Regions from separate parts of the Homo sapiens genome. Here region 1 is linked to region 2. Evidence: chromatin contacts called from ENCODE Hi-C or POLR2A ChIA-PET data. All regions are on one chromosome and are shown on one strand. The core of a region is the stretch at or near the end of the contact, and the rest is flanking DNA. Distances in the headings are between cores, read along the strand shown. Region 1 overlaps LOC105369440 (a long non-coding RNA gene). Region 2 has its middle 110 kb from the start of SESN3.

Region 1 (3,111 bases), core at 83-2,582, 180 kb after region 2:
ATAGATCTCCAGTTATTTCTCTTGTACACCTAGATGAGGTTAATGACTGGAAGGTTCTTTTACTCAGAAATGTATGATATCAACAAAGCTTGAAGTGATTGGACTCATCCTGGAATAGGTTACTTAAAAAAAAATTTCGTGATCATCCATGTCCTCTAAAATGCAGATCATAATAGCTGCCTTTGATGATTTTTATGAGAATTTAACGATAACATAAATGTATGAACTTGCCCAGCATAATACCTAGATCACAGAAAGAACTAAACTGTTATCAGTTCTTGCTCCTCTCCCTTGTCACCTGCGAAGTATGAGTGCTGGCTGAAATAACTCGATTGTCTTTTAAATTGAAGCATTTTATATCATCTCACCCCCACTCCTAGTAGCAGCTGAAGATCTCACATGCGCTTTGTATAGATTCTTACAGGGCGCTCTTCTAGGGATTTGAATGTTGGGGCTGCTGATTCCTTTTTGGTTATTGTAAGTTGTAGACTAAAGAAAATAGCTCACTCAATGGGTTTTGGTTATTGTAATTTCTTTCTTCTTCTTTATGATTATTATTAATATTACTATTATTTTGTCTCTACCACTTGAGCTCCAGTTAGGCAATGGAAGGAAATGCTCTCTCCAAATTTTGTGCAGTAAATGGATTTTGAAATCACTGGTTTTAGAAATTTCTTTTAATAGACTTCAATTAATTGCTTCATTTAGAAGGAGTTAGTAACCACTGAGTCCAAGTGATGAAAGAAGGAGCAATGATCTTGTGGTTCCAGAGGTAACTCCAGCCTGGAGGACACAGTGCTTAGCATCAGCTCATGAATCAAGAATGAACTCCATACTGTAACTAAGCCCAGAAACGTTATCCCGAGCCAGGGCTTAGTTGACACATGCTCTGGGCATCATTAGCTGGTTAGGTCTTGCAGAAATATGAGGATCATGGCCAGGCAGAGACCTTTCAAATGATTCATTTATTCCCAAAGCCATCTTTGGCTGAGGCTCCGCAGTGTAGGGAAGCAGTGTGATGGGTTAGGATGAGCGAAGCATAGGAATAGTGACCTCAACCTTACCCTTAGCTTTTGTTTCTTTAGGTGAATTACCTCATCTCTCTAAATCTTGGTTTCTTCATGTGAAAAAAGTGAGAAATAATATTTACCAGGTAGGACTGTGACAAAGATTGAATTTTAAAGTGCACAGCAGTGTGCTTAGCACATAGTAGATTCTCAGTATATATTAGTTGCTGCCCTGTTTACCCTGTACGTTTCTAGCTTTTCCTATAAGGAAACAAGACAATGATTACTAGACTAGCCAGGGCTGTCTGTGTAAACACTGAGGAGCCCAGGCGTTGTTTGGCTGGATCTCAGAAAAACTTGCACTGCTCACGACTGGTGACTCATGAAAATGATGGGCCTTGGAAGATAGGAGCACAAATTTAGAACTGGGAGAATTGTAAAGTGGATTAAAGCTATTTACAAAACAGTGGCATTGTGCAATCAATGATCTTTGAGTTTTAATTTCTGAACAAATACATAGGACCCAAAGTTTTGTTTAAGGCATTACGAAATCATAATTATTTTTCTTTGATCCCACAGAAATAGCAACTCTTTTCTTTTCTTTCTTTCTTTTTTTTTTAAGATTGAAGATTTTTCTTGACATTGAGGAGATGAGGAAAGAAAGCTTTCTCTGCATATTTAATTTACAGGGCATTTATCCCTTCTCTGGCTGATGACCTAAAACCAAACAAATCATTATAAAAACTAGAAGAAGGAAAAAAAAAAAGATAGCAGGTTTGTGAGAAAGGGTCTTTAAGCCTAGTTAGGGAAGACATCCAGAAGAGAATCGACTCAGACAAATACAAATACTAGAATTCGAAGGGCATAAGAACTGTGAGTGGCTGAACCATTTTCCCATCCCCTGCCAGGATGTCTGAGAGGAACTTTTCAAGATAAACAGGCCTAGTACCCCGAAGGGCATTTTTTGATGCTAATAGATTTCAAAGGCTGTTTTGAAGAGGTTGTGGGGCAGGACAGTACTCAGGCATATCCAAATTATTCTTTGCATTCTTAGCAAAGAAGTTGAGCAATTTTTTAAGTCAGTCTGCAGGAAGCTCAGAATGGGTATACTGATATATTTTAGAGGTTTTCAACTCACAATGCACTTTTCAGTTGCATGAAGAGTTCACCTACTGAGTTGATTCGAGAAGGAAAAAAGCCACATCCCCACTTACTCCCCATATTCCAAGTTGAAAACATGTCTCTTTTACTCACTTAACTCTGCAAATCTGAAAATCTGCTGCTGTGGATTAATTTGTTGGACTCAAGATTTTGCTCCCTGTGGAGATTCCAAATCTTGTCATGAGCCAGTTCACCATTTTTATTACAGTTTGCCTACTTTGAATGAGTATATTAAATTCTTACTTGACAGCCAGTTTTGATGACAGGCAAAAGATGGAAGAGAGAAGAGAATCCTTGCTCCACTGTGAGAAGGAACTTTCATGAAATGGAGAAATGCTGGCTATTCCCTTATGTAATGCATCATTTTATTGAGAGTCACCCTCAGTAAAGTCACCATTTTATTGAGAGTTCTATCCCCAGCCTTACTTTACACTTCAACTAGGATGTCTGATTTGAGTTACTAATAGAGAGGCACTGTAGGACAATGGTCAAGTCAGACCCTTTTGGATTCACATTCCAGGCTTATCTACTAGCTGTACCACCTTGAACAAGTTAATTGAATTTACTGAACCTCTGTTTCTTCATCTTTACAACAGGAATAGCAAAGGCTACCATATAGGATTATTGTGAGAATTTAATAAAACAATGTATGTCAGGTCTTTTGAGTAGTGCAAAAGACTTTTGGTACATAGCAAATACTCAAAAAATATTGACATCATCATCATTATTATCGTCATCACCATCATTATCATCTGGTCCCAGTAGGTATGAGCTGGGAGCAGAAATCATTTTTTACTGGTTAATCTATGACTTAGGTAATTTAAGTGTTTGTCACTAGCCTAGCCAGACTTAGTTCTGTTTCATCCTGAATCTTCACTTGTCCTTCCTGGAGCTATGAAAAATAAGCCACACATACTGCACCACCCTATTTGGCCTTGGGGAT
Region 2 (2,945 bases), core at 27-2,526:
CGCTGACACTTCCTCTCTACTCTCCATTGCCCCGTAAAACCCTCCTGTCACTTTCCCTCAGGGAGACACTGCCTTGGAGAACACACCAGTGCTCTTCTTTTTTGTGACAAATAATAAAATGCTTATTGAGAAAAAACCTGTGTTCTCGTGGAGAGTTGTTACTTGCCAGGCAAATGAACCCCATTTTTTTCAGGTAATATAGTCAATCATGAATTTAGCAGTACCAGACCATAAACAAACTCTAACTACACCAACATCATTAATTCAAATTAGCTTTGGGGGAATGCTTGCGAAGAAAAGCATTTTCATGAATTTCCAATATGTAGGGTGATGAAAATGAAGCTAGAAGCACGTTACCAACTAGAGGTTCTTTGAGGGTCAGCTTTTAAGGAAAGATGACAATAATTTGTAAGTAGTATAAAAATGTTTACATGTAAATGGATGCTGCTATGGTTCTTACAATATGTTTCTTCAAGTAAGGTAAAAAATTTGGGCTGAGATTTTGTTTATTGTCCTCATTTACTTAGCAAACTTTTCTTCACAGATAGCATGAAGGTAACCTTCATCTCAGACAATGTCTGAAATCGCATATATTTTAAAATAATAGATTTCCTTTTCATAAGAATTGTTTCTATTAACCCTAGCCCAATAAGAAGAAAGGTATAGCAGTAGGAAGAAAAAAAAAATAATGCTTATTCTGGTATACGTAAAAATCATAATCTAAGTTGTCTGATGTTTCAAATTCTTTCAATTTGTCTTTACCACAGTGGATAAGTCAAAGTTAAGATCTAGAAGTCACTAGAATAAAATTATAAAGTTGAAAACATGACAGTACAGTTGCAAGGCTTCACTCCAGAAGCTTCATTTGAGTTACCGAGGGCAGTGGTGGTGGGAATCGTGTTCAGAAGGACATCCTTAAAGTTTCAGATCTTGCTGAAATAAAAATACCAGGCAGAGCTGGTTAACGGGTTAGCGTTCATCCCAGTGGCTCAAGTTCACCCTGATGATTAATTACAGTCTTGTTCGCCTGGTGTTAATAAGGCTTCCAAGAAGCCAGGCCCCTCCTCCCCACCAACCTCTGAAATTATTCTTCATTTTCAAGCACTGTGATAATCAACCAGAAAAAAATAATAGCGGCTCTGGAGACCTGCCCCAACCGGCTCTCTTGCTTGTTCTCTTTGAATCTTTTCTCTGGCCTCTTTACCTCACATGCTTCCCCTATGTGCAGTTTCTCTTTAGGCTGTAGAACACACACACACACACACACAAACACACACACACACACACACACACACACACACTCTCTCACGTAAACCCCTTCTTAGACTCCCTGAGAGCTTAGCAGAAAACAAGTCCTTGCTTGTGGGGAGCTTAGGAAGGCCAGCCCAGGAAAGCAAGGCTCCGGTGGCTGCTCGCCACGGGCTTTCTCTTTCGTATCCTGCCAGATGGTTTCCAACCCCCTTTCAGTTCCAGAACGGCCTAAAGCCCAGGGCGGGCAGGCTGCCTCCCCGGAGTGACATCTGTGTTTCTAGGAAGGCAGTCTTCTGGTTCTCTAAGACACTCTCTACTCTTCCTGCTTTGGCCTAAAAGCCTGCACTGGGGGAACCTTGCCTTTAGCTGAGGTGATAATCCTCTTTAAAATGCAAATCCCCCTGGGAGAGGGGACAAGTTGTAGCTCATACATCCTTTGCACTAGACAGGGAGCGAATTTCTGTAACCTGGGAGAGTACCAATTCACTTGGATCCTGTGGGCCCATAATATGGAGGGACTAAACTCTTAGCACAGGGTTGATAGGAATTCCAGTGATGATTGATGAAATGAATTGAGGTGCCCTGGAGAGAGGCCATGCAGGGTAGATCTGAGACTGTTCTAATACTCCTATGGTGGCTCTGGTCTGCCTAACTATTGTAGTATAGTAGCTGTTTTTACTAGACTGTCTTCCTACAGAATAGTAGGCAGAGATTGTGTTTGTCATGACTGTATTCTCAGTGCTGAGCGTGGTGTGTCTCAAACACAGTAGGCCCTTAAAGACTGTTTGAAGAACAAATGAAGGAATGAATGGTATGTCGGGTGAAGCCTCCTTCATCAAGAACAAATTCTAACAACTTCTCAGCATGTTTATCAAACCTGGCCACTCTGGAACAGTGACATTGGCTGTCACCTATGTCCAAACTTGCAGGGATTTCTGAATCTGCCTTTGCACAATAGGCACTGGGGCTCTTCACATCCCTCTGGGGGCTGTGCCAGGGCAGCTGCTTTCCCACCCAGCTCACTCCCCAGTTGAGTCTCTGCTTTTTTTTTTTTTTCCAAACCTTTCCACCTGGCTCAGAGCCAAGGAGGCCTCTAAGTCACACTCAGAATTTCCATGACAGTAAATAGACTAAACGAAGGCCTTTCCAGCCCCTGAAAGAGGCCTCTTCCAATTCCGCCCTGTCTGGCAGCATTTTTGTTCCCCCCATTTTGATACAGGCCTGTGGAAGGTCAATGACTCCTTTAAAAATAAGGAAAACATGGACAAGCGCCCAGTTCCTAACCTGCTGACAGTGCAGTTCTCTGCAGCCAGCCCACAGTTCTCTGCTGAAGCCTTCACAGTGATTTTTCACAAAGGTCTGCAATCTATTATGCTACAGTTGACTGCCACATTCAAATGTAAAAACAGATCCTTGGATCAACACCCTATAAAAAGCCAAGAAAAATGTGGTAGTGTTCTTTTCTGGCCGGAGCCAAGAACTTTCTGAGGGAGGAATCCTTTGCAAGCCAGCAGCTCTGTACCTGTGTGGTTTCACTGTAACTTGATCAATTCAGAATCCCGGCAAACTGTAGAGGTTGCAGGCATTAGCCCACCCATTGGGTTGAAAAGGATCTAAAGATGCTGAAGGGACTAATCACTAAATTATTTTCACCAACTCAGAGCTCTTGGAAAGATCCCTCGAGGTCTTTAATT

Evidence for each region. A loop is a pair of places that touch in the nucleus more often than their neighbours do. ChIA-PET counts read pairs that join two places held with the same protein, here RNA polymerase II (POLR2A). Pooled maps may share reads with other maps.
Region 1: a map of esophagus muscularis mucosa shows a loop between it and region 2 (2.1-fold over the local background). The contact joins two enhancer-like sites. A Hi-C loop is called at or near these places in 2 of 168 maps with a recorded cell type or tissue (esophagus muscularis mucosa and left cardiac atrium) and 6 of 50 pooled maps. POLR2A ChIA-PET finds 5 or more read pairs at or near these places in 1 of 52 experiments (CD4-positive, alpha-beta T cell).

What each region holds. Positions count from the first base shown.
Region 1 is chr11:95,511,484-95,514,594 of GRCh38, forward strand. LOC105369440 (a long non-coding RNA gene) reads right to left here. Exons shown (of 3, transcript XR_001748336.2): 3 at 2,713-3,111. Among named protein-coding and RNA genes, the nearest start is that of FAM76B, 280 kb to the right of the region's middle. Within about 2 kb of position 1,333, at least 10 of the 41 ENCODE cell types and tissues checked have a DNase peak (open chromatin) inside an H3K27ac peak, as active enhancers do.
Region 2 is chr11:95,336,240-95,339,184 of GRCh38, forward strand. No RefSeq gene overlaps it. Among named protein-coding and RNA genes, the nearest start is that of SESN3, 110 kb to the left of the region's middle. RefSeq lists enhancers at 363-2,945, 1,524-2,251. Within about 2 kb of position 1,277, at least 31 of the 41 ENCODE cell types and tissues checked have a DNase peak (open chromatin) inside an H3K27ac peak, as active enhancers do.